Linked DNA regions of Homo sapiens: region 2 is linked to region 1. The links are chromatin loops, found by intact Hi-C in ENCODE. Cell type or tissue: HCT116. All regions are shown on one strand.

Region 1 (8,000 bases):
CTCCAGCATGGGGACAGAGCGAAACTCCATCTCAAAAAAAAAAAAAAAAGTTATAACACATATAACACATACACAACACATATATGTATGTAAACTGTATATAACAAAAAAAACATTATTCACACAAATATGCTCGTTAACTCGGGAGGAATGTGGCTCTTTGATAAGTGAGAGGCTGCCCTCTTGGTCATTGGCTCCCACGCTTTCCAGAGCTGGGGGGACAAACACAGACACACAAACATTTATTTATTCCTGAACTATTGATTGGAGGCTTGTGACATGTGTGCAGCATCATACCAGGCCTATCCCCTGAAAGAGCTTTCAACCTGTCTAGGGAGATAAGACATCACCCTTAGATGAGAATATTGACGTAAGAGGAGTCCGAAGCCAGCCCAAGGCCAGTGCTGGCTCAACAGGTCAGACCTTTTGTTCAGAGCAGCAAGCAAGGGATGAGCTCTAGGCAAGGAAAGAGGAGCGATTCCGGAAGGGGCTCAAGTTCAAGTGGATTCTGAAGGCTGGGTAAGCTGAGGAGGAGGGCAGTGTGTAATGTGGGAGAAAAGGAGGCAGGAGGAGACTGGCTCCTGCAGAGTCCAGGGTAGGTGCATGGTGGCCCAGCAGACAGTCCCATCAGAGCACAGCAGGAGTCTGGCTGTCAAGCCAGGTGGGCTTTGCAGACACTGGGCTTTATCCTTGTGCTTTGAGGCCCTTGAGAATGAGAGCAGCATGATGGAAACAACATTTAGGAGAAGATGAGAGGTTCTGTCACAAAAAACAAGAGCCCTCCTGACTTTGTGAAGTTGCTTGGCCTGCAACTGTTCCAGCCTGAGACTCCGGCCTGGGTTCCCCTGTGCTGGCTCCCACCAGGAGCAGATCTGTACCAGCAGGCTCCTGCTTCTAGCAGATGCAGTTGAGCCCCCCACCCTGCCAATTTCCCTGAGACCATTTCAGACACTATTTATTTGCCCTATCAAGAGTCTTTGAGATGAAACCAGGAAAAGGGCAAATGCCAGTCACCCAATCTAAGTTAGAGAAATTTCTATGTCTCCTCCCCTCTCCATGCCCCTGATACATGGATATTTATCCATGTTTCCAGGGTGAACCAAGCTGCTCTAAGAGTTGCGTAGGGAAGCGGGAGCTAGGGAATGAGAGAATGTCACAAAGGACCTGGCTGCCTTGGTCATAAAGATTAGCTTCAATCTAATAATGATGGGGCTGTCATTCTTAAACGATGATCTAAATTAATTTTTTAAAAAGTAGGATTTGAGATCATCGCTTTTTTTTTTTTTTTTTTTTTTGAGACGGAGTTTTTTCGCTCTTGTTGCCCAGGCTGGAGTGCAGTGGTGCAATCTCAGCTCACTGCAACCTCCACCTCCCTGGTTCAAGTGATTCTCCTACCTCAGCCTCCCAAGTAGCTGGGATTACAGGCACCTGCCACTATGCCCAGCTAAGTTTTGGTATTTAGTATAGATGGGGTTTCACCCCATGTTGGTCAGGCTGGTCTCGAACTTGTGACTTCAGGTGATCCACCCGCCTTGGCCTCCCAAAGTCCTGGGATTACAGGTGTGAGCTGCTGCGCCCGGCATGGTTCTTTTTCTAGTTAATAGAGCTGTGTTCATCCCCCCACATTTTCATGCCAGATCTGTCCCTTGTGAGATGCCAGGCTGGGTTTTGGGGTGCATTAGAATGACCTTGTCCTTTTGGGGCCAGTGTCCCTCCAGGGCAGGCGCAGATGATAATGATTACTTCATTATCTTGGCCGCCTTTCTTTCTCTCTGAGGTGCTTTAAATAACTGTCTATGGTAACCCAACATCTAAGTCAGCATGAAACAAGCTGGTCTAGCTCTGTGAACACATCGATCTTGGGATCAGCTCTTCACAAAGACAGGACATTTACTCTTGGGAGAAGTGGGAAAAAAAGAGAAGGAGCACAGCCCACATCCCAGTCTCACACACGCCAGGCCCTGACTTAGTCCTTGCTAACCCAGAAAGGCACACAGAGTGGGCTGTCCACTGCCAGTGAAGGGTTTAAAAACACACCTAGGGATTTTAGGCAAGAAAAAAACAAGTAAAGAGAATGAAAAAACAACTGTGCTGTCATGGGATGACCAGGAGAAAACTGGTAGCTGCTTGGCTGCAGGTTCTCTTGGAAAGTCTGCCTGAGATGTGGCGGTGGCTGAGGCCCTGAGGTCTCATCCACCACTCACGTACGTTGGGTGGTGCCAGGCCAGCTCCTAAAGTGGACTTGGGTGCAGGGAGATGGAAGTGGGAAAGGCCCAGCTTAAACTCAGTACACCCTCTCCTGGTTCATGTGAGGGGAAAAAAGGTAAATTTATGGGTGATCTTTTTGTGCCTGTGAAATGTCCCCTTAGGAAATAAAGCCACTGGCTGCTGAAGCACAGTATGTGTTAATATGCAACCAGCATGAGTATAGCCTGGGAAACAGGCGAAGTCACACAAGCAGGACCAGTGGCATTTGATTAATCAGTTGATAAATGGAGGAGCAGGGCCTGGCTGGAGGAGGTAAAACTGCAGGGAAGAGCTCCATAACACTGGGATTGAAACCAAGACTTTGAAGATGATAAGACCAAAGTATTTTACTAAGGTTCTTTAAAGTGTCTCGTAATAAATAGGTCGTGTAAAAAAGACAAGGTGGTGGGATTTAAATCAGCCCTGCAGAGATGGCAGAGAACAGATTCTTCCCAGTCTGAGCTCTTGCAATAGCACCCCACACAGAAGACTTATGCCGGGGTCTCCGTGGGGCAGTCTATCATCTCTGGTCTAGTGGCTCAGCTGTCACCAGCTTCCAGGCACCAGCACGTTTGAGCAGTTGGCATCCAAGAGCCTTTTAAGCCTCTAGACTGAGCTTTCTCCTCCTCCTAGTTCCTCTTTCCTCACCTTTAGGGTTGCCTGATAAAACACAGGGAGCCTTGTGAGATTTATTACTATGTCTCAAGTATTAAATGGGACATACTTATACTTTACACACTGTTTGTTGTTTAACTGAAATGCACTTTTTTTTTTTTTTGAGACAGTCTTGCTCTGCAGCCCAGGCTGGAGTGTGGTGGTGCAATCATCAAATTCCTGGGCTCACGCGATCCTCCCGCCTCATCCTCATGAGTAACCAGGACTACACTGAAATGCATATTTAACTGGCCCTCTGGTGTTTTTATTTGCTGACTCCGGTGGCCCTCGTCCTCCTAGATACCTTAGGTGTGAGTCCTTTACAGCTTGTCCGTGGGCACATCTGAGGACATTGCCCGAGCTGCCCTGCTCTGCTCGTTGCTGGGCCAACTATGAAAATAAACACATTCTGATTTTCTCTTTTCACCATAGCATTCTCTTCCAAGGGCCCATGTGAGCCGGATTTGTCTAAGGTGGTCAACCTGAATGAGTCTAGGAGTCAGGTTGTTGTTGTTTTAAACAAAAAATCGCTTTAGCCAGAAAATTCTAATCACTCTGCAGAGGTCAGATTCTTGGATCTGAGGAGAGAGCACTGTGGGAATTCAAATCCGTTTCAAAACCAAGTTTTCGTTTTTAGAGGGAACCAGCAGAGGGAGCACATTCTACAATGCTCGGGGCTCCAGACACAGGGATGAGATCCTCATTCATGCAGGACACCTGGAATCACTCAAGCACCAGGAATTTATAGAACAGCCCCAGGCTTCGCAACCATGTGTCAAATACTTCATTTCTGACTGAGCAAAGGATTGCTTGGGTGAAAGACAACCCCAAGCAAACTAACAAAAATCAAAAGAAACAACAAAACACTCCAACAATGACAGCACCAAGGAACAAGGAACTAGAAAATCTAAAAGAAAAATCAAACGGTGACTGTTTCCCTTCTTCTAGGGTTGGATGGGGCTTGGAGCCGTATTCTGCCTTTCAGGCTTGTTTTGCTAAAGGAGCATTGTCTGAGCAACGCTCTGCCCACTCTCCCAAGGGCTGAGGCATCATCGTGTTTGCCCTGCCACCCTCTGGGGGCTCCATATCATTTGTTTGTCTTCCTGGGAAGGAGGTGTGCCCCTGGAGGCCACGTCTTGTACTTCCTTCAGGTCTTTCAAAGGCACCGCCACAGTGACAGGCATGTCAAAGTGGCTTCTGCATCTCAATTCTCTTGGAGAAGTGAAAGAATGTTTTACAAATATCATTTTACAAGGAGCCCTCCCACGTCACCCTTGATTCCAGTAATTGACTTTTGCAGTTAGGAAGGTCTTCCTTATAAGCAACTGAAAACACTCAATTTGGGGCTGGAGTTTATTTCTAGATGAGGGGGTGTTCCTTGATGAAGTAGAAACAACATGTTTTAGTTTTTTGTGACCACTAGCATATGTTTCTTCCTAGCTTGAGAGAGAGATATAATAATTTTTCATAAATGATGCTGAACTGCGAGTTCTGTAGACCTGAATTCTAGTCCTGCTTTCTTGTTTGCTCACTGAATTTGCTGGGAACGGAATGAACATTTTGCCTTTCTGTGGCCTCAGACAGTGTTGGAGCTGAGAAGATCAATGGGTCCCAAACCTGAAACAATCTCCTGGGGAGCTTTAAAAATACAGATTTCCAGACCCCACGTCCAAGTAATTCTGAGACAAGCCCTCGAGGTTTATCTTTATAAAGCTCCCCAGGTGCTTCTTATGAACCAGTGGGCTTGAGAACCCCCGGACCACATCACGTCACTGGTCCTCAGCCTGCCTGTATGGAGGCTGGGGCAGCCCCGAGAATCTAACTGCAGTGGTTAGAGGGAGCTGAGGCCGCTCCCTGGAGTTGTGTTCTAAGGTCAAGGGCCCTGGATTAGATGCCGTTTAAGATCTCTGTTGACTCTAGCACTTGCTGGTCTGGACACTGTCACTTTGCCTTGCCTTTATGTACTTATGTGGTAGTTCTATTGCATTTAATTAAAATGGGGTGCTGTGCTCTTATAGCTCCTACCTGTGGACTAAGGGGCAAACATCTCATAGCCACCCCCTGAGAAAGGATTTCACTTGTTAAAGAAAAAGGGGGGTGTGGGAGTGTGGGTGAGCCTGCACAGCCAGTTACACCAGCAGCGGCAGCCCGAGATGAGGTGCACGGCTCACCAAGGGCAAGTTCAAGCATCCTAGCAAGTGCTGGCTTCTGGTTCTTGTGTATTGTTGGCATCCACAGAAAACTTTTCATAAATAAAGATGTAGATTTCATTCTATAAGCAATATATTGAATTAGGATGACCCCACAGTCATCACAGTTCCAATTATTTCTACATTCTTTTTTTTTTTTTTTGAGAAGGAGTCTTGCCCTGTCACCCAGGCTAGAATGCAGTGACACCATCTTGGCTCACTGCAACCTCCACCTCCCGGATTCAAGCGATTCTTCTGCCTCAGCCTCCCTAGTAGCTGGGACTGCAGGCTCGCGCCACCACACCCGGCTAATTTTTGTATTTTTAGTAGAGACAGCGTTTCACCACATTGGCCAGGCTGGTCTCGAACTCCTGACCTCATAATCCGCCCACCTCGGCCTCCCGGAGTGCTGGGATTACAGGTGTGAGCCACCATGCCTGGCCATTTCTACATTCTTAAATGTAACTAGCATGTGTGTGTTTTGCACAAGGGCAGAGGAACACGTTATCAGCATGGCAGGGTTTCCAGCTTGAGCCTCACTGTGTCCAGCACCGGGATTAAGTGCTTTCCAGGCATGTCTGGTTAACTACCAGAGTGAACCAAAAGGAAAGCAGCCGGTGGAGGTGCCCCCTCACAGAGAAGAAGGTGCCAGGCACACAAAGGTTGGTCCAGGCCAAATCCTTAGTCCCTGGGAGGACAGGAGAGTGTGTTGTAATGTGTATGGTCTCACAGCCTAGCTCATGAACATGTCCCTGGCCCGGGGATGCTGACAGGAAAGCTTCAATGCCTGTTTCACAGACCTCTGTCACTGCTGAGGTTTTGGCACCTGCAAGCTCTGGGTGGTGCCTGGAAGAGTGAGCTGTTCAGCAGGAACCTGCAGGGAGTGGCCGCAAACCCTTGTGTCTGGTGATGTGGAGTGAACTGTGGGGTGTGGCCAGGGCTGGATCCCAGGAGAGGAAAGAGAAAGACTCCACCTCTCCTGGTGTCTGGAGGCTGCTGGGGGCCTTGTAGGCATCAGGATTCTGAATTAGCAGAGGACAATGAGGCCAGCAGGACACAGTTTACATCCACTTTGTCAGTTTCCAATTCCATAGACCCCCATCTCGGGTCTGGGCACCTGTCATCTCTATGAAAGATTTTCCAGTTCAGTTCACTGAATCCTGGGCTTTGTCCATTGCTCTCTACCCTCTGTGGCAGGTTGTTTGGCCTGAGGCTGTCATCAACATGTGGGAGGGCTGCTCTGCTCAGCTGCAGGGCCAGCGTTGGTCCCAGTCTAGACAATCGCAGTTGCTCAGATCTCCAAGATCACACACATTTTCTCACAAAATGCCTGTGAAGCTTACCAGCACTTGAGTGGCAACATAGGGGCATCTTTCTTCTCCTTTACCTGCCTCCATGCCTAGGAAAGACTAGTGTGGGTAGGGTGTAGGCTAGTCAGGAGGAGTCAGGCTGGGGGCTATGCCCTGAGCCTTCCCCTTCCGAGGGACTGGATACTGGCTCCTCTGCCGAGAGCATCATCCCCTCAGCCTCAGCAAGCAGTGAAAAAGGCATGCCCTGCAGAAGTGAACACACTTGTCTCGGCTCAGCCACTCCACTCACTTTTGATGCAACCTTTCCCTTCTCTGGGAATTCTACATGAATCTTTGGGAAGATTTATTTTACGTGTCAATGTGGCTAATTCACGGTACCCAGTTGTCCAAACACCAATCTGGAAGTCTCTGTGAAGGTGTTTTTCAGATGTGATTAGCAGTTGGATCAGTAGATGTGAGTAAAGCAGAGTCTGCTCCATAATGGGGGTGGGCTTTACCCAATGAGTTAAAGAAGTTAAAACATTTGGGTCCCCCAAGGAGGAGGGAATTCTGCCTTCAGACTGCCCTTGGCCTTTAGCTACATCAACTGTGCCTGGGCCTCCAGCCTCTCCTGTAGACTGGATTTGCCAGTCTCACAATCATGTGAGCCAATTCCTTCAAATCTTTCTCTCTTTTTTCTCTCTCTCTCTCGACATCCTATTTGTTTTGTCTCTGGAGAACCCTAATACAATCTCCTTAGGCTCATTAGCCCAACAAACCACATAGAGAACTTCTAGTGTATAGAGAATAAATCAAATCAAATGGCAGTTTTCAGCCATTTGTGGGCATCCAGTAGGAGACCTGTAGGATCCATTTCTTTTTAGAGTGGGGTTTACCTGAAGAAGCTAGTGATGAACGGCCAGATGTTATCAGGAGACTGCTCCATTTTCATAAACCAGATTTCCTTGTGGTTTGCTCTGAAGCCGGCTTCCTCACGTTGGAGTGACTGGGAGCAGTGGACCAGCAGACAGTGACAGTGAGTTCCAGGCGAGAGAAGCACGGAGTAGGGGCTCTGCTTTCGACTCACTTGAGAGGCTGCAAGGAAGTGATTTGAATTCTGAGTTTTCCCACAAATTCCATGAGGTCAAGTTACTTCCGCTAAATTTCATATTGGTTATGAACTCTGTTTTCAAATGCAGCATGTAAACTCCTTCTGTAAAATAAAAGGAAGTAGGATATTCAGCAATTCTTTACTGGATGTGATCAGCAAAGACAAGACATCTGCAGCTGATGGGATCACCTAGATTTGGAGGTTGGGGAACAGGGAAGATCTAAACACCCTTGTTTTCTTGGCCTCTTTGGTCTCAGCCACATGGAATCAGATTATTTGACTAGGACTATTAATGCATAAGAAGGGAGAAACACAAAAAGGTGATTTCTTGAGGTTTCAGCTTACCTTGTCAATGATTCTGCAACTGTGTGCCATGAATTCTTAGTCCTGCAACATGGTCATAAAGACAGAAACATTCCACAAAGTTGTATATGATGGTCTTCTCCTCCTACTTGGAGAGTTCCCTGCTATTGTTAGCCCTTCTAGGGCCCCCTACTCTCCCTCAAAAGA
Region 2 (8,000 bases), 360 kb after region 1:
AGACCCACTGACGTGGCTGTGGGGCGACAGGGGCAGGCTGGGCCGGCTTGCAGGTCCTGAGACAGGACTGACACAGGCAGACTTATTTCTGTCACGATGTCTGTTCTCCTGGGACACCAGCGCTCCTGAGTGGGGCCTTGGTCAGCGTGGGACCTCTGAATGGAGGGGGCTTATCCCTACATTTGCCCCTCCCTGCGCTCCCCTCCCCTCCCCTCCCCTCCACTGGCTGCTCCCCTGTGTCTTCCTCTCCTTCCCTCTTTTTGTTTCCCTGCTTGGCTCTCGTTTCTCCCATTCTCTAGAGCGGTGGCCTCTGAGCTTTCATGATCACGCAACCACAACTCACAAAGCATGAACACAGACCCCAATCAGTAGATATTTATATGTTTCTACATTATGCACAGGTAGTATATGGAAAATATGTTTGGTATAAAACATATACAAAAATACACTTTAAGATAAGATAAAAATGAAGTAAATTTTTAGTGTGAGCAATGTGAATGAATATCCTTCTAAGAAGTAATATATATTATATATAATACCTATGAACTACGTAGAAAAATAGATACATAATTTGCTTCTAAGAAGTATATAAAACTTGAAAGAATGGACACTGGTGAGAAAAGAGGAGAGAAATTCAACAGGGAAGAGGTAGAGAAATTTGGTATTGAATATAGGAGTGTTTGTCTTTGTCCTCTATTTTTTATCTATCACCTATTTATCTCCTTTTGTGTGTAAAATTTTATAACAAAAAATGAAAATCTTATATATTCAGAAATACAATACACACACACACACACACACACACACACACTACTGTGGTCCCAGTGTGAGGGCAGAAGACCTGATTTCATTAATGGTAAGGTTTTGCTATTCATTTGGACTGGGCTGTTTGCTACCTGGGGACTGGAACAGTGTCAATGAGCTGGAGATGTGAGCCAGGAGAAGACACCTCACAGAGCAGATGTGCAGGATGGTGGTTAGAAAGAATGTTGCTTCCTGGTGACCCTTGGCTTCATCCAGCCCACTCAAAACATCATCAGGCCACCAAATGCCATAAGCTGAGATGTGTTAGAAACACAAACTTATCTTTAAAAAGGTCCATAGAAGTTTTGATATATTTTTTTGTAATGCCACTGAACTGTGCCCTTAACCCAGATGGATCATTCTGCATATGCCTTAGATATGTGACCCTATGGTCAAGACCAGGCCTCAAGAATGGTACCCCATTCGGAAACCAAGTCTATTGGTTGTTGTTATGGAAACCACTCGGACTTCTCAGCTTTGGCAAATCTCCCTCCCAGAGGCTGAATCCTGTCCCCCAGATCCCCAGACCCTGGGACAGGGTCCCAACCTAGGTCATATAGATGCATAAGCAGCAGCTGTATGGTTTCAGATTCTCGTCTCCTTTTGTGTCATCTGTCACTCCGCATCTCCTGCTTCATGGCATGATGCGGTATTAGCTCTCACCTGCACTGCAGCTGGGTGCTTGCTGCCAAATAATTCGTGATCAGATCTCTCTATTAGCCTTTTGTTGCCAAAAATCCATCATACCTGTCACCTGAGATGGGAGGATCCATGACATCGTATACTACTGAAAATGTTCTGCGGTGTCAGAGATGAGAGAACCCAGGAGGGCAGGGGTCATGGCGATCTTGCCCTGTGCTCTCCACCAGCACCTGGCACAGAGTCTGGCATGGAGCAGACCCCGTGAGTGTTGCTGGGCAGATGGGTGGATGGATGAATGGGGTCAGGCTCCAGTGAGTGTTGCTGGGTTGATGTATGTATGGATGGATGGGGTGTGAGTGGGTAGGTGGAAAATCACACAGATGATGAGTGAATGAGATGAAAGGAATGAAGAGAGAAGTTGAAAGGCAGCCGAAGCCGTCAGGTGAGTACCTGCATCGCCTTTGTCACCCTTCGCTCCGTCTCGTCCATCTCTTCCAGGCAGACCATTGTGACCGGGGTTCCCAGGGATTCCAGGGTGCCCTTGCCTGCAGGTGTCCTGTGAGTTTATGTTCCCTGTGCAGATTTCAATGGCAAGCAGAAGCCACCAGATCCTCATGGTTCAGATGACAGACTCTGAACTGAAAGAGGGAAACAGAAACCCAAAGGAGAAATCTTTGTTGCTGGGGCCCTGGACACAGCCTCTGTTCCGTGCAGTGGGAAATGGATGAGCTGTCCCCTGCCCCAGACCCACACCTGCACAAACTTGGACAGAAGGCTCAGGGCAGGGGAGCAAGCTGATTATAACCAGAATGACACTGTCCTTGGAAGGTAACACTTGTGATTGGAACCACTCTTCAAGGTGAACGGGCAATTTAAAAAGCCAAGTTTAAGGTCAGGATACTCTTCCGTTCATCATTTCACTTTGAAGAAATCACTTTTCTGAACCAGAGATCAATGCTTACTTATCTCACAGGACTGTCGTACAGATCAAATTTTATCACGATATGCATAAAGGCACATTCCAAGTAGTGAAGCAAACATAGCATTACCATCTGATCCAGCAATTCCACTGCTGTGCATCTACACAAAATAATTGAAAGCAAGGACTGGAACAGATGTCCATGTTCGTAGTTGCATTATTTTCCATAGCAACCCAAGGGTCCCTCAGTGGATAAATAGATACATGCAATGTGGTAGGTCCATACAATGGAATATTCTTCAGCCTTAGAAAGAGAAGAAATTCTGACACATGTTACAACATGAATGGACCTCGAGAACATTATGCGAAGTGAAACCAGCTAGTCACAAAAAGACAGACCTGGATAATTTCACCTATAAGAGGTTCCTAGAGCCGTCAAACTCATATAAAGAAAAAGTAGGATGGAGGTTGCCAGAGGTGAAGAGAGAAGGAAATGGGAGTTGTTTGATGGGTACAGAGTTTCTGTTTGGGAAGATTTTAAAAGAGTTCTGGAGATGGGTGGTGGTGATGGTTGCACAACAAAGAGAACGTACATAATGCCACTGAATTGTGCCCTTAAGATGGTTAAGCTGGTTAGTTTTACGTTTTATGTTATATATTTTTTACCACATTAAACAATTAAATTAAATTTTTAAAAAAGTAAAGCATTCCAAGAAGTCTTACTGTAGTGAGAGGTGTTCTTTGAGTCAGGGTCTTGTTTTTCTAGGAGGCCACTGTGAAGAAGGGCCACACACACGGAAACATCACCTAGTTCGGGAGAAATGCATTTTCAAGTCCTTTCCTTATATATAATTTTTGGAGACAAGGTCTTGCTCCATCACGCAGGCTGAAGTACAGTCATGCAATCACAGCTCACTGTAGTCTCAACCTCCCAGCTCAAGCGATTCTCTTGCTTCAACCTCCCAAGTAGCTGGGACTACAGGCATGCACCACCACACCTGGGTTTGGTTTTGTTTTGTTTTGTTTTCGAGATGCAGTTTCGCCCTTGTGGCCCAAGCTGGAGTGCAATGGCCGATCTCTGCTCACTGCTGCCTCTGCCTCCCAGGTTCAAGCAATTCGGCTTCTCAAGTAGCTGGGACTACAGGCGCCACCACCACGCCTAGCTAATTTTTGTATTTTTAGTAGAGACGGGGTTTCACCATGCTGGCCAGGCTGGTCTCAAACTCTTGACCTCAGGTGATCTGCCTGTCTTGGCCTCCCAAAGTGCTGGGATTACAGGCATGAGCCATTGCCTATTTTTCTTTCTTTCTTTTTTTTTTTTTCTTTGGAGAGACTGGGTCTCACTCTGTTGCCCAGGCTGGTCTTGAAATCCTGAGCTCAAGTAATCCTCCCGCCAGTCTCCCAAAGTGCTAGTATTACAGGCTAAAGACCCTGTACCTGACTTTTAGGATTTAAAAAAATGAAGTAAAACAAAAACGTGGGCATAGTGCAACTGGTCAGAACCCAGATCCTCTCACAGTGCTGATAGCCATGTAAATCTGCACATCTTTCTGGAAAAGTTAAAGAGCAAAAGACATCTATGTCTTTCACCCTGTATTGCTATCCCTAAAATTCTTCCTAATGTTCCAAAACTGTGTGCCAATTGTGTGCCATTACCTGCAGCATTATCTATAACAGGTGAAAACGTGCATACTACATACTATGTAACAATAGGGGAAAGGTTTACTATGTGTAATAGTATGTAACTGCTGCAATAATTATGAAGGTCATGTAGAAATATGTAAATGATATACATTGTGCTGAATTTTGATAGTAGACTAAAATGCCATGCACATTATAAATGTACTTACGACTGTATGAATATTGACAAAAACTCAAAGTGAATATATGCAAATAAAGATGGTTGCTTTAGAATGGGGGGCAGTTATGGGAGCTTTTCATTTATAAAAAATGCTTTTTTATAGTGCCTACACAAATATTTCTAGAGATTTTGAAAACCAGCAAGACTCTCTGTCATCCAAAGACTGTATTGCCATCTGGTGGAAATGTCACAGGGAGCAGTCTAATGCAAATGGAGTATTTTTGGGAAAGGAAATGCAGATGCTTCCCTTCGAAGTCACAAATTCGCTCCATTCCAGGAAATTGAGTTGAGTTTTCTTGGAGCCAAATTCCATGAAGAATATACACGAGCCTCCTTTGCTAAACTCAGAAGTGGCCGGAAGCAGTCAAATCGAAATTCCATCAACCAAACTTTGTTGAGGGTTCTATAATTTTCATTTTAACTTTTCAAAATGTGGAGTACAACTATTCCAGGAATAAAATGATCAGAAGATCATAAAGGTGTCAGGTTAGGATAAACTCCAATTTGCTCTCCAGGGAAGAAGAAGCCAGCCTGGAAGCAAATGGTTACTCTTCTGTAATTATTTCACTAGTTTTGCATATTTGATGTAGGTAGAGTCTATCTAGCTTGTTTATACAGCATGTAGACAACCTTCAGCAAATGATTTTGATTAACTAATATGCGTTCTCCCAAATACGTAGCAAAGTAAGTTGTGCCACTATTTCTGTTTTATTTGTTTGTTTGTTTGTTTGTTTATAGAGATACAGTCTCATGAATGTTGCCCAGGCTGGACTCGAACTTCTAGGCTTAAGTGGTCCTCCTGCCTCAGCCTTCTGAATAGCTGGGATTAGAGACGTGGTCACCACCTAGGTTGGCACTATTTTTTTTTTCTTTTTTTTTTTTTTTGAGATAGAGTCTCGCTCTGTCGCCCAGGCTGGAGTGCAGTGGCGCGATCTTGGCTCACTGCAAGCTCTGCCTCCCGGGTTCGCACCATTCTCCTGCCTCAGCCTCCCGAGTAGCTGGGACTACAGGCACCCACTACCATGCCCGGGTAATTTTTTGTATTTTAGTAGAGACGGGGTTTCACCATGTTAGCCAGGATGGTCTCGATTTCCTGACCTTGTGATTCGCCCACCTCGGCCTCCCAAAGTGCTGGGATTACAGGTGTGAGTCACTGCACACGGCCGCTTGGCACTATTTTTTAATAAGAAATTTTAGCAAGTTTATACCTCCTATTTAGCCTCTTCTTTAATGTAGAAGGTTGAGGATTTGCACAAGGAATATAGAAGAAATTATATTAATGTTATTTTGAAAAATAAAAAATTACATTTGTGCCTCTCACAAAGCTATGGGTTGGACCCTCAGTTTCATTAGTTCAACTACAGTTACACTCTTGACTTTTAATTTCTGGGTCTGGTCTTTTCCCAGAAGGCACTAGAGCTAGGAGCCTCTTCTGTCTCCCATCTTTCCCTGCAATCATCCACTCTCTCTCTCATCTGAATTACTGTCCTCCCCAGTCCCCACTTACTCTGTACACCACACCTAGACTAATGATCACTTAGTAGGCACCAACCTGGGTTAGAGCTTTATGAAGATGGTGACTGCATTTTTCTACTTCCTTATTTTCAGTCAAGTATTTGTTGAATGAATCAATGCAGGCATGCAAGAAATACTATCCTGGTTCCAACTGTGTGTGGACCATCACTTGGGAAGGTGACTGGGTATCAACTCTGATCCTTGTCAGTGCTTTCGTGGAGTTGCTAGTAATCTCCAACACCCCTTCTCACCTTCATCCAGAGTAATAGAAATTTTAGCTGGGCTTCTAGGGGCCCATGATAGACTGCACTCCCTAGCCTCCCTTGCAGCCTGGGTATGACCATGAGCTAGATTACGGGCCATGGGGATGAGCAAAAGTGAGACGTGTAATTGTGTGCAATGACCGGCCTTAAAGGGTAAGGGGGTGCCCTTTCCCGCTTCCTGTGGGGGGGTGTGCATGGCATGGTGAACCATGTGGGACTCCTTGAAGGAGGGCAACAATTTGGGGATAGAAAAACCCCTGGCCTCAGATGACTCCACAGACCAGACCTGCCAGCACATCTTTGACATAAGCATATGAAACAGAAATAGACTTCTATCTTGCATAAGCCACTGTTATTTGGGGTCTTGACACACAGCTGAGCCCACATCCTAATTCAAGGCATGCGCTGCCCAAGGTGCGGCCGCTCTTCAGAAGTGAGGAGGCTTGCAGACATCTGTAGTCAGCCAGAGTGACAGCTGCTGGGGACTCACTGGGCATACAACCCTCCCAGTAATATATGTAAAAAGCGACAACAGTCACTGCCTTGGACAAATCAAGACAAGATCTCTATACATTGATATCATATGTATGTATAGAGAATAGAGGCCATCATTCTGCAGAATGCTGTGACCGCATGAGCCAGACATACTGGCATGGTCAGGGCAAAGGGACACAGACTGCAAATAACTTTGAAGTTAATGTTTTTTAGTCCCCCCAAAATAGTGTTCTTATTTAGTTCACTTATTTCTGACTCATTCTCCGATTCTTTACCTATATCTGTCCTTTGCTAAAGAATCTCTTGATAAATGGTCACCCAGTGCCCTCTTCCTGATTAATTTTCTCCAAGAACATCATATCCTTAATTCTACAGCCAAGGTTATCACTCCTCAAGATTCTTAACTCTCCAAAACTAAGATTTAATGTAAACCTGCTAGAAATCAGCTGAGTGATATCTCCTGGGTTTCCAAACCTCAGAGCCTCAGCTTCCTCCTGCATGCACTGGAAAGGACGAATGCCCTCCCGGATCTGACGATCTAAGAGTCAAAATAGCTCTAGGCTGCCTTCATCGAATATATTGTCTTCCATGCACTCTCTATATTACACACTTTATACATTTCTTCAACATATCTTTTTTTTTTTTTTTTTTTTTTGAGACAGAGCCTCGCTCTGTTGCCCAGGCTGGAGTGCAGTGGCGCGATCTCGGCTCACTGCAAGCTCTGCCTCCTGGGTTCACGCCATTCTCCTGCCTCAGCCTCCCGCGTAGCTGGGACTACAGGCGCCCACCACCACGCCTGGCTAATTTTTTGTTTTTTAGTAGAGACGGGGTTTCACCTTGTTAGCCAGGATGGTCTTGATCTCCTGACCTCATGATCCACCCGCCTCAGCCTCCCAAAGTGCTGGGATTACAGGTGTGAGCCACCGCGCCCAGCCTTCTTCAACATATCTTGACAGTTATTTTTTTCCTGCACTGTAAATTAGCATAGCCATAAAAATGAAAATGTGTACAATCTGAATATGATGAACCTGATCAGGAAAAAAAAGTACACATTAAAATTTGTGCAAAATAATCTATAAGCTTCTCTAGAAAGCTCTCTTAAAAAGATCCATCATAGGCCGGGCGTGGTGGCTCATGCCTGTAATCCCAGCACTTTGGGAGGCCGAGGCAGGCGGATCACGAGGTCAGGAGATCGAGACCACAGTGAAACCCCGTTTCTACTAAAAATACAAAAAAAAAAAAAAAAGTAGCCAGGCGCGGTGGCAGGCTCCTGTAGTCCCAGCTACTCAGGAGGCTGAGGCAGAAGAATGGTGTGAACCCGGGAGGCGGAGCTTGCAGTGAGCTGAGATCCTGCCACTGCACTCCAGTCTGGACAACAGAGTGAGACTCTGTCTCAAAAAAAATCCCAGCACTTTGGGAGGCCAAAGCGGTTGGATCATAAGGTCAGGAGTTCAAGAGCAGCCTGGCCAAGATGGTGGAACCCCATCTCTACTAACAATAC

Evidence for each region. A loop is a pair of places that touch in the nucleus more often than their neighbours do. Peaks named below come from ENCODE experiments on the same cell type or tissue, not always from the same donor. Only the 100,000 strongest peaks of a DNase experiment are listed, where the experiment ranks them.
Region 2: it touches region 1 in a loop (8-fold over the local background); 3 of 110 quality-filtered maps call a loop at or near these places.

Annotation. Positions count from the first base shown.
Region 1 is chr13:24,667,122-24,675,121 of GRCh38, reverse strand. No RefSeq gene overlaps it. Among named protein-coding and RNA genes, the nearest start is that of ATP12A, 9.3 kb to the left of the region's middle. In HCT116, a CTCF peak has its summit at 3,554 (motif pointing right); DNase peaks (open chromatin) are centred at 3,571 and 4,011; H3K4me3 peaks cover 1,058 bases; H3K27ac peaks cover 329 bases.
Region 2 is chr13:24,310,066-24,318,065 of GRCh38, reverse strand. C1QTNF9 (C1q and TNF related 9) reads right to left here. Exons shown (of 4, transcript NM_178540.5): 2 at 1,897-2,084. The coding sequence starts at 2,062. Among named protein-coding and RNA genes, the nearest start is that of C1QTNF9, 4.5 kb to the right of the region's middle. In HCT116, a CTCF peak has its summit at 4,377 (motif pointing left); no DNase peak of the experiment used is centred here.